Regions from separate parts of the Homo sapiens genome. Here region 2 is linked to region 1. Evidence: chromatin loops called from intact Hi-C (ENCODE). Cell type or tissue: natural killer cell. All regions are shown on one strand. Links, peaks and the distances in the headings refer to the core of each region. The heading gives the core; the rest is flanking DNA. Region 1 overlaps FIRRE (firre intergenic repeating RNA element). Region 2 has its middle 73 kb from the start of ENOX2.

Evidence for each region. A loop is a pair of places that touch in the nucleus more often than their neighbours do. Peaks named below come from ENCODE experiments on the same cell type or tissue, not always from the same donor. Only the 100,000 strongest peaks of a DNase experiment are listed, where the experiment ranks them.
Region 2: it touches region 1 in a loop (17-fold over the local background); 11 of 110 quality-filtered maps call a loop at or near these places.

Annotation. Positions count from the first base shown.
Region 1 is chrX:131,800,803-131,806,185 of GRCh38, forward strand. All of the region lies in intron 2 of FIRRE (firre intergenic repeating RNA element), which reads right to left. It also overlaps the pseudogene PNKDP1. Among named protein-coding and RNA genes, the nearest start is that of FIRRE, 27 kb to the right of the region's middle. RefSeq lists enhancers at 2,266-2,766, 2,767-3,267 and a silencer at 2,315-2,364. In natural killer cell, for the core only: no CTCF peak of the experiment used is centred there; a DNase peak (open chromatin) is centred at 2,409.
Region 2 is chrX:130,973,909-130,979,291 of GRCh38, forward strand. No RefSeq gene overlaps it. Among named protein-coding and RNA genes, the nearest start is that of ENOX2, 73 kb to the left of the region's middle. In natural killer cell, for the core only: a CTCF peak has its summit at 2,200; a DNase peak (open chromatin) is centred at 2,203.

The DNA of each region.
Region 1 (5,383 bases), core at 309-5,308:
GAGCCGAGATCGTGCCATTGTACTCCAGCCTGGGCTACAAGAGCGAAACTCCGTCTCAAAAAAAAAAAAAGAAAGAAAGAAAGAAAGAAAGAAAGAAAGAAAGATAAGTATTCTCTAAGTCCTTGAAAACTGGCTCTGTGTGTTGGGGCACTCTTTCAACTAGCCAGGCTGTAGTCTTCACTTCTAGCTTGCAAGGGGCCTGAAAGCTAGTGAGATCTGAGACCTTAAGCTCTTCTCAGGCATTTTCTGCATAATTGTCCAGCCCTGCCCATGTGCATGGCTTTCTTATTTCTCTAGTGTATACAAGAACATTTTAAAGTTCTTATTCCCCCAAGTATTTCCTTTCATAGCCTCTTCCTTCCCATGCTTTTCCATCTGCTTATTGTTTATTTTAACTGTTGTCCCTTGCCTCAGATTCTTATAGCCAGTACTTGTGTCTTTAAGTTTTTTCAACACATGCCCCTCAGGAGTTGTTCCAAACTTGGAAACACTCCAAGTGAGGCAAAACAAAAAGCAAGCTCTTACACCAATCCTTTAGGGAGCCAAAAGACAGATCAAACTGGAATGCAACAATTCTTTGAGAATAAGTTCTGTATTATACCTATGCACGAGGGTAGGAGCTATACTGAAGGCACTGTGGAGGCTGGGGGATGGTAGACAGGTAATTTAAAATGCCGCAGCTCTCTTGCTCTCTCACCACAAAGCAGTCACTTATTTCTTCACCAAGGCTTCCCTGGGTGTTGTAAGTTTTTGACAAGCTCTAGAGTTCTGTAAAAGTGGATTCTGACACTTCTTTCTTTCTTTCTTTCTTTTTTTGAGACGGAGTCTCGCTCTGTCGCCCAGGCTGGAGTGCAGTGGAGCGATCTCGGCTCACTGCAAGCTCCGCCTCCCAGGTTCACGCCATTCTCCTGTCTCAGCCTCCCGAGTACCTGGGAGTACAGGCGCCCGCCACCAGGCCCAGCTAATTTTTTGTATTTTTAGTAGAGACAGGGTTTCACCGTGTTAGCCAGGATGGTCTCGATCTCCTGACCTCGTGATCCACCCGCCTCGGCCTCCCAAAGTGCTGGGATTACAGGCGTGAGCCACGGCGCGGGGCCGACACTTCTTTCTAGTTCATGCCTGGCTCTTGCTGCTTTTGTGGAGGGATGATGTGCCAACGTGTCCTCCTTCATGATCTTCAGTGACATCATTTTTGCCACCTGATTTTTGCACTTCTAGAAATAATCACATTTCTTTGCAATGTTCCTTCTACAACAGGCATGTATGAAGTCATAGAGTGATATCACAAGGAATGACACCTCTGGCAGGCAAGGACTTGGAAATATGTGTTCATTTTCAATCCTTTTCACTGTCTGTGTTGAAATAGCTTAGTCATATGTAAAACATCTAAATTAGATTGAATTATACTTCAGTTTTTGTTTATGCTTGGCTAACATATTTGGATTACTTCTTCTCCATCTGTTTTTTCATATCTACTCCTTTAGACGTTTCATTACTTCTTGGTTTGACTACGTGGCCCCACTTCTCCTCAATTCCTCCTGGCTGCAGGCAGTGAATCTAGATGTTTGACCTGAGATCTTCAGCAAGCACACTTGCCTCTGCAATGTCATCTGGAATTGGCCTGTTCTTTGTGTTCTGACACAGCTGCCACAAGAAACCAACGTCCCATAGCTTCTTTGAGGAGTCCTTGTATATAATAAGGCCTTCATCATAGGATGGTGGTACCACGTGAAAGCCTGCTAACTCTTGCTCCAAGGGGCAGGAATAGGAGACAGATGCCCAAAGAGCTTGCATTTGTGTTTGAGTGGGTCCCTCAAGTCCTGACCACACCAGGAGGAAGTGAGGCCCCGCCCCACGACTTCTGTGCCAGTACCGCCTGGCAGCTGATGGTTCACTCCAAGCCCCTCACTCTCCAGGTTTTATACCAAGATACCACCAATGTCCAGGTCTCTCTGTTAAGGCCTTAGAGGAGAAGGCAAGGAGGCTCAGCATGAAGCCCCAGCCTCTTCCACCTACCCACAGACCAGACCTTCCCCAACAGCTGGGCCTCAAGGGAAGAACGCTGTAATGGCGTATTCTGTCTTTAAATGATTTCCTCACAGGGGCAGTAGTGCTGCATATTTTCAAGGAAACCTGCCTTGGGGCACTCTTCTCCCGCCCTTCCTGTGTGAAAAAACGCCACTCAGAGATAAAGGCGCCACCAAACATGGCTGCCTTGCATTTTGCCCAGTTTGGGGCGACCTGCTCATACTGCTGGAATTTTGCCTTTGTTTCCATCTTAAATCAAACCAGGGCCTAAACTACCCACTTTCCCCCCCCACCCCCCACTAAACACTCAATAACTTTATTTGCCTTTGGTTGGCTCCTGGGTTTGGGGCGGGGTAGGGGTTGGCAGCAGCCCGGGCTTCGTGCGCCCTCTGGTGGACCTCAGAGGCAAGAACTGGAATCCCGGCCAAACCTGAGGACTTCACAGTCAATAGTTTAGGAGAGTTGCATGGTTCCTCAGGTCTGCAGTCCAGACCCAACAACAGTGGACGGGGCACGTTGGGAGGAGGCCCTGAACCTCTGGCTCTCATACTCGCCAGTGTTGGACACCCGCATGTTCTGCCGAGCCCTCATCTGTTTCACACGGTCCTTGTCCACTTCCTGCTTGGTGAGGATGAAGAGAAGGATACCACAAGGGAAGCCGATGGCCCAGGCCAGTCCCACAGCTTTCATGGGGTTCTTGCCCCTCTTTCTGGGAATGTATTACATCTCGGGGGATAGGAGTTCAGGTTCCTCCCTGCCTTCTTGGGAGCTGTGGGTTTGCAGTGCCTGGGTCCTGTTATGGGAAGCCTTGTTAGCTGTGGCTCCTGCGAGAATCCCCCGGAGGACGCGGGCATTTCTTGCCCTCCATCCCCCCGGCCCTTCAGCGCCTTAGCAGCTACCACCACCGCCATGTTCAGATCCCACCCTAAACCACCCACTTTTATCAGGCAATATTATCTTTCAAGAACTCAATTTCCACTTAACCTAGTCTTTGCAGTTCTGCTCTTAACTCAGTTTTACATCTCAAGCATTTTCCCTACATGATCAAATTGTTTACGTCTAGGGGCAAGTCTCAAGGAGCTAGGCCTAGGAGGAAGACGACAATTTTGAAAAATTAAGGGCAGGATTGGGGCATTTCTAGGCAGCAGGCCACATGTTCCTTAACTTGGCTTGCTATTGTTAAAGAGAAAATTATTCCAGCACCTGTTAAAGTGATAAGGAAGACTATTCAAGACTACTGCAATAGGGACATTGCAATAGGTGAGAAATAGATCAGTCTCCATTCTGAGCATAGCAAAGACAGCTGGAGATTTATAGTCAAGGAGCAGAGTGAGGGGGGTCAGTGCATGGAACATCACAGAGAGGAGACATCAAGGGTAGGGGAATTCTTGCCAAACTGAGTTAAGATTCTTATTAAAACTGGACTAGGCAAGCCAAAGACAGGACTCAAGAATGAGCTGTTAAAAAGAGGGCTCAGAGGAGCCTATCTACAATTTGGTCAAGGAGATAGCCTTTGTCAATATTCATGCCCTCAAGGAGTCTTTCTCCATTTACGGGGTTAGACTCTGTAAAATGAGAGGCAACTGTTTGCTTGGAGCCCTAAGAGGAAGGCTTAGATACCGCTCATCACTTCATGCCATAAATGCCCACTTTGAGTAGTATACATATATAAATACGTATAAACCCCTATCAGAAGTTACTAAAAGGTTGTCTCATGATTTCATCTTTTAACCTGGGAACACAAGCACTTTCTCATATCATTAATTTATTTCACTTTATTTTTGTTTGTTGTCATTGTATTTCTTCTCATTTGAAATTAGTTACTTAGTTTCCTCAGAAAGTTAAGGAAAATATTCATTGAAATAAATGACAAATATTACTGAACAGCTTAGTCATATTTCAACTTGTTAAATAGATTTAGGAGTAATTCAGTTTTTGTTTATGGTTGGCTATAATATTTGGACCATTTCTCCTCCATATCTCTCCAATGGAAACAAAATATATAGGACGAAATACAAAATTCTCCTTAAAAGTGTCAAAGAATTCACAAAAGAGAAAGTCTCAGATTAAAACTCTAATAGAGAGAATTAACGGGAACACCAGATTACCCAGTCTTTTTGGCCTTTTGGGTATTTGCTTACCTGGGTAGTATTGGCCTTCATTTTCAGGGACCTCACAGGTGGCAAAGAGCAGAAGATAGAAAAAGCCTGAAGGGAAGTATAACGATTAAAAAATAAAACACACTTAGGGATTTTCCTTTAACACAAGCACTTATCCCACATGGTTACAGGTTGGTTCTATGAATTCTTTTTCTTTTTTTTAAGATGGAGTTTCACTCTTTGTGCCCAGGCTGGAGTGCAATGGTGCGATCCCGGCTCACTGCAACCTCCACCTCCTGGGTTCAAGTGATTCTCCTGCCTCAGCCTCCCAAGTAGCTGGATTACAGGTGCATGCCACCATGCCTAGCTAATTTTTGTGTTTTTAGTAGAGATGGGGTTTCGCCATGTTGGCCAGGCTGGTCTCGAACTCCTGACTTCAGGTGATCCGCCCGCCTGGGCCTCCCAAAGTGCTGGGATTACAGGCAGGAGCCACCATGCCGTCCGGTTTTATAAATTTTTAAGCAAAAGATGATTCCAATCTTATTCAAAATATTTTAGAGGGGAAATAGAGATGAATTACTTCCCAACATATTCTGAGCAACTTTTATAACATTGGTACCTAAATCAAACATAGATTGTGACTGAAGAGAAAAATACAAACTCACTTCAATTATAAGTGAAGACTTAAAAATTGAAAGATATGAGCATATTTAATCCATAGTTCTGTAAAAGACAATAAACTATGATCAACTTGGATTTATCTCATGACTGAAAGGGAGTTAAAACAGTGCAAAAGGACTAAATGTCATACACCACTTTTCCAAATAAAGGAGAAAAGTATATGGTCATCTCGATGCAGAAAAATAAAAATATTTGGTAAATTCAACAGCACTTACAATATAAACTTTTAGGAAGCCACGAATATAAAGGAACTTCCATAATCTGGTTATTATATCATTTAATCATTGCTCTGTGAAAAACTATTTTTTAACTCAGTGGCTTAAAAAACAAGCACTTATCATAACTAAAAAATCTACAAGTAAGGCCAAGTGCGGTGGCTCACGCCTGTAATTCCAGCACTTTGGGAGGCTGAGGTAGGCAGATCACCTGAGGTCAGGAGTTCGAGACAGCCTGGCCAACGTGGTGAAACCCTGTCACTACTAAAATTACAAAAATTAGCTGGGCGTGGTGGCATGCTCCTGTAGTCCCAGCTACTCGGGAGGCTGAGGCAGGAGATTTGCTTGAAACTGGGAAGC
Region 2 (5,383 bases), core at 121-5,120, 830 kb before region 1:
ATTAAATCTAGGACCCTTTTCACAGATAGTACTTGAGGCAAGTCTTTGAGGTTTGTTCAGATCTCAGGAGGGTTCATCTTTGCTGTCTCCTTCTCTGGTTCTCTCTGGTGAGCTAGTTTGCCTATGTTTTAAGTGGTTGATCTTAATTAAGAGAATTCTCAGCCTCTTCTTAATTGCTTACCACCAAATATCCATTGTTTTTGAAAGTGCCCTTAGGTTTGAACTTCTCCAGTCTGTTTCAAATAAAGTTATTTACTTTAGGGAGAGCTTCAGAGCTGTCTGTCCTTATGACCTGCCTCTGCTGCTGAGCCAAAATCTGTGAGCCACAACTCCAGAGCTGGGTGCAAGGACAGTGGCCCACTTTTCTTGGAATGATATTCATGCTTTATGACGAGGCTGTTTGGCAGGGGCAGTAGACTCAGGTTTTCTCAGCTTGGCTCTCCCAGAATTGAACCTCTGCCCTATGAGTGAGATGGGGCAAGGACAATTAGTGCCTCAGTATTCTTATCCTTTCATACCTGGGGGTAGAGCCTCTGCCCTATGATTGTGTCTGGGTGGAGAAAGGAATACATCAGCATTTTTCTTGGCTACACTCATCTCTGCAACTCATGGTGAAGTGGTGGGGGGTGATGATAAATACTGGTGGCTTGCCCTCCTGTGAGATATTGAGTCACTTGACCGGGAGCTGAAGGGAGAGGAAGCCTTGTCATCTTGGCCTTATGTACCCAGAATGAAGTTTCTTTCATGCTTAGCTGGGGAGGGGAGATGGAAGGAATGGGTTATGGCTCAAGTGCAACAAACTCTTACTGTTCTTGTCAAGATTTAGTAGATTTTCTTAAATAAATATTTCCTCACTTGCAGTCTTGCCTTAGGACAATTTTGAGAGACTTTTAAATGGTTGTTCGTTTTTAAAATAACTTTTATCAGTTATACTTGTTTTACTCGCAAGTGAATATCTTCATTGTCATATACTTTTTTGATGCCTGCTTTTCTCTATAGCCTGAGGAAGATTCTGAATTCCAGAAAATCACCATTTGCAGTTGTCAATGCTATAATACATTGTGCCTGTATAATATCATCCCTAGACAAAGTTCCCAAATAGATATTAAGTTCTTAGAGGAGAAGGACTGGATTTAATACAACCATGACACCCTGTATACTTAATGGGCCCAAAGAATTCATCTAAAGAATGATGCACAAATAGATAACTATAGCTTCTATTTAAAAATGACCTCAACAATGGAGCATAACTCCCACCCCTTAAGTCTAGGCACTGTGTAGTAACTTTCCATTCATTATGGAAAGGGGAGAAAGAGCAACCTTACAATGGACAAACTTGACAAACATTATCTCAAGCTAGTTGATCAAGGTTAACAACAATAGTGACATGTTATATTAATAGTGTATACTCGTGATATGATGTGAATGAGAATGTCGCTTGACCTCTGAGGTCCTCCTGCCAAAAACACATTACCCCAGTTTGGTCATGAAAAAAATATCAGACAAGTCTCAATTGAGGGACATTCTGCAAAATACCTAACCATCACTACTCAAAACTTGTAAGGTCATCAAAAACAAGAAGTGACTAAAAAAACCATCACAGCCAAGAGGAACTTAAGGAGATATTATGGTCAAATGTGATGTGGTATCCTGGATTGGATCCTGGAACTGAAAAAGGACAGTAGGTAAAAACTAAGGAAATATAAATTAAGCATGGACTTTAGTTAATTATAATGCATTATTAATATCAGTTCACTAATTATGACAAATGTACCATACTAATGTAAGATGTTAATAATAGGGGAAACAGGATGTTGGGTATATGGGAGCTCCTTATACTATCTTACCAGCTTTTACCAAAAACAGTTCTAGAATAAAAATAGTTTATTTGGAAAAACCAAAAACAAAACAACAAACCTCTACTACAATGAGGCAGGCTTTGTGCTGAGCAGAAAAATACTCAGTCGACCTGAGAGTCTGTTTTTCTTGAGATCCCTTGTGGAGTGGGGCCCATGGAGACCCAGAGAAAAAGGTAGCTAGGGTAGAATCAGAACTCTGTGTTTTTTTGGCCCAATAGTTTCTTTCCTATGAATCTCTCTTAAGGAAACAGCCAGATGAATACACAAAAATGTCCATGCCAAGTATGGTTACTGCAGAGTGAAATACTGCAACATCCTAAATGTCCACACTGGGGCGGTATCTCACTATGTTTGTTCTATAGAGCATCAGTCCAATAAAATGCTCCGCATATACAAACAGGAAACGCTGCGTGCTATATTCCCGTCGAGAGTCCAATATACATTAGTGTAATAAGGCTCTGAGATGAGTCATGCTAAAAAAAATGTAAAGTTCTGTTAGAAACAGGGTTTGAAACTCACAACTATGGATCATTTTTTATACTTTTTTTTTTTTTAAACAAACGCTACTAATGTCTTCACACTTTGTAAATTGTTACACTAAAGGTTGGGTTATATAGATTATGAAATATGTTTCTATTGGAATATTATATAGCAATTAGTGAAATCATACTTTTATAGGACTAATGAATTGAGAAAAGTCACAATTTTAAATAAGGAAAACGAGATACACATTTGTATATACAATATAATCTTAATTATTTAATGTTTTCTGTACATAAGAAAAGGACAATTAAAAACTACAAATGGTTATCGCTGGGTTGTGTAGTTACAGGTGATTTTAAATTTCTTCTTTATAGTCCTTTAATTTCATAGTGGTCTACAAAGTAAATATATTATTTAAATAATCAGAAAAGAAAACACATCATAAAGCAATATTTTGTAAGCTAAATCATTCCTACCCCTCATGCACTCTAAACTTATTTGCTTTTTGTTATAAAAAAGTATTTGTCAGAATTTTTTTGAAAAAGCCAGATTATATAAGCTCGGGAAAGGGAACGGCAGAATGTCTTAGATGGGCTTGATTTAACTAGTGGAGCATTATAAAAATAGAGCATTTCTCTCTTATGGCCAGCAAGGAGATGGCCACAGTAACCTGAAGGAACGAGCAGTCCAGGCTGCTAAACTGTTGCTATTTTTTGGCTAATGCTGGACTGTGATGCCCTTCTTTGGCTAAAGCTGTACTGTACCATCTGAGATGGCATTTCCTTACAGATAAATGTTCTTCTTCTTGATTAAGGAATGAACACACAAGGCTTCAGCCTAATTCCCCATGTCAAAATGACCTCCAGAGGACAGATACTTCATCTTCTTGTTTGTGTGCAGGAATTCCTTTCAGGTTCCTCCTATGAGACTCCTACACTAATGCAAAAATTTCTGCTCTTTCTCAGGTGGCTGGAAGGGGAAGGGCTGAGCTGGCCACTTTCAGTGCCTCTCTGTGCAGAAACTCTGTGGCACTTACCAATGTCTGGCTGGCCTGGGATTGAGCACTAGCATGTGCAGGGTAGGAATTGCTGGATAAATAACCTGAAATGCATTTTCGGGTAATCAGTTTCATTCGTAGAAACTGCATTCAGCCAATTTGCAATGTTATATGATATCATATGATATGGTATGACATGTCTGAGAATAAAGTGCAAGATGCTGGAGAATGAGGGAAGCTCAGTAATAATCCTAGTTTTGCTACCAATTCTTTGTGTGATCTTTGACCATTGCTTCCCCTCACTGGGCCTCAGTTCCGCCAAATATAAAACAAGTGGTCGGTCTATGAAATTGGTTTCCTGATTCAGCTATAATAAAACTTAAACTCCTTTACATGAACCCCAGGGCCTTGCATGATCAGGCCTCTTGTCTCCCTCTTTGCCTTCATCACCCACTAGTTTCTCCCTTACACTATTCCAACCATACCTCAGGACCTTTGCACTATCTCTTTCCTCTGCCTGGAAGACTATCTCCCAATATCTGTCTCTGGTTTTGTACCTGGGTGTTAGCTAAATGTCACCTCCTAATAAAGGCCTTCCCTGACTAGCTGCTATAGTTATGGATTGTTTGTCCCCACCAAAACTCACATTGAAATTTGATACCCAAAGAGGCAGAGTTGAGAGGTGGGGCCTAGAGGGAGGTGTGTGGGTCGTGGCGGCAGATCTCTCATGAATGGCTTAGTGTTGTTTTCACAGTAGTGAGTGAGTTCTTGCTCTTGCAAGACTGTATTAGTTCCCACAGGAATGGATTAGTTTCCCCAAGAGTGGATTGTTGTAAAGCCTGGATGCCCTTCAGGTTTTCCCTCTCATGTCTGCTTCCCCTTTGACCTTCCCAACCATGTTATGACATAGCATGCAAGGTATTGCTAGAAGCCAGGGTCATGCCTTTGAACTACCCAGCCTGCAGAACTGTGAGATAACTGAACCTCTTTTCTTTATAAATTACCCAATCTAAGGTATTATGGTACAGTAACGCTAAATGGACTAAGACACCACCTTATGGAATGGTGCCCTGTGCCTTTTCCCCCATTACTCTCTTTCCTATTACCTTGTTTCATTTCCTTCCTGGAAATCATTACTTTAATATTTGTCTTATTTATTTTATTGCTGGCCTATTTACTGTTTGTCTTCCCCCACTAGACTCTGTAGGGAATCTTGTTGATTTTATTCATTTCTACATCCTTTCTGACTAGAAAGATGACTGGCACAGAGTAGGTAATTGATAGATCTATGTGGAATGATTGAGGAGGCACCTGACATTTGCTTACTTAACAAACACTCTGTGCCAATCTTTCTATACTGCTTTGCAAATTTCAATTTATTTAATTTTCATAACATTCCTATATATGAGGTAGACACTACTATTTTTCCCACTTTAGAGATAAGGAAACTGAGGCAGAGAGAAGCTAAGTAATTTGCCCACGGTTATACTGTAGTTTACATTAATTGTGTCTTCTAATCCTACCAACAATCCTACAAAGTACATATTATTTTTACTTCATTTTATAGACAAGAAAACCAAGACTTAGAAAAGTGAAGCAACTGGGTAGGTGACAAAGAAGTTGCTTGAATCCAGAGTGTCTGACTCCAGAACGCTGCTTACTCAAGACTGTCACATAACTGACCTATGTGATCTTTCTTTTTTAAAATATGTTTTTATTTCAATAACTTTTGTGGCACAAGTGGTTTTGGGTTGCAAGAATGAGTTATATAGTGGTGAATTGTGAGATTTTAGTGCACTCGTCACCCAAGTAGCGTACATTGTACCCAATATGTGGTTTTTTATCTTCGCCCCCACTCTCCCCCTTCTGAGTCTCCAAAGTCCATTATACCACTCTGTGTGCCTTTATGTATCCATAGCTTAGCTCCTACTTATAAGTGAGAACATGCGGTAACTGGCTTTCTATTCCTAAGTTACTTCACTTAGAATAATGGCCTCCAGTTCCATCCAAGTTGCTACAAAAGACATTACTTTTGTTCCTTTCT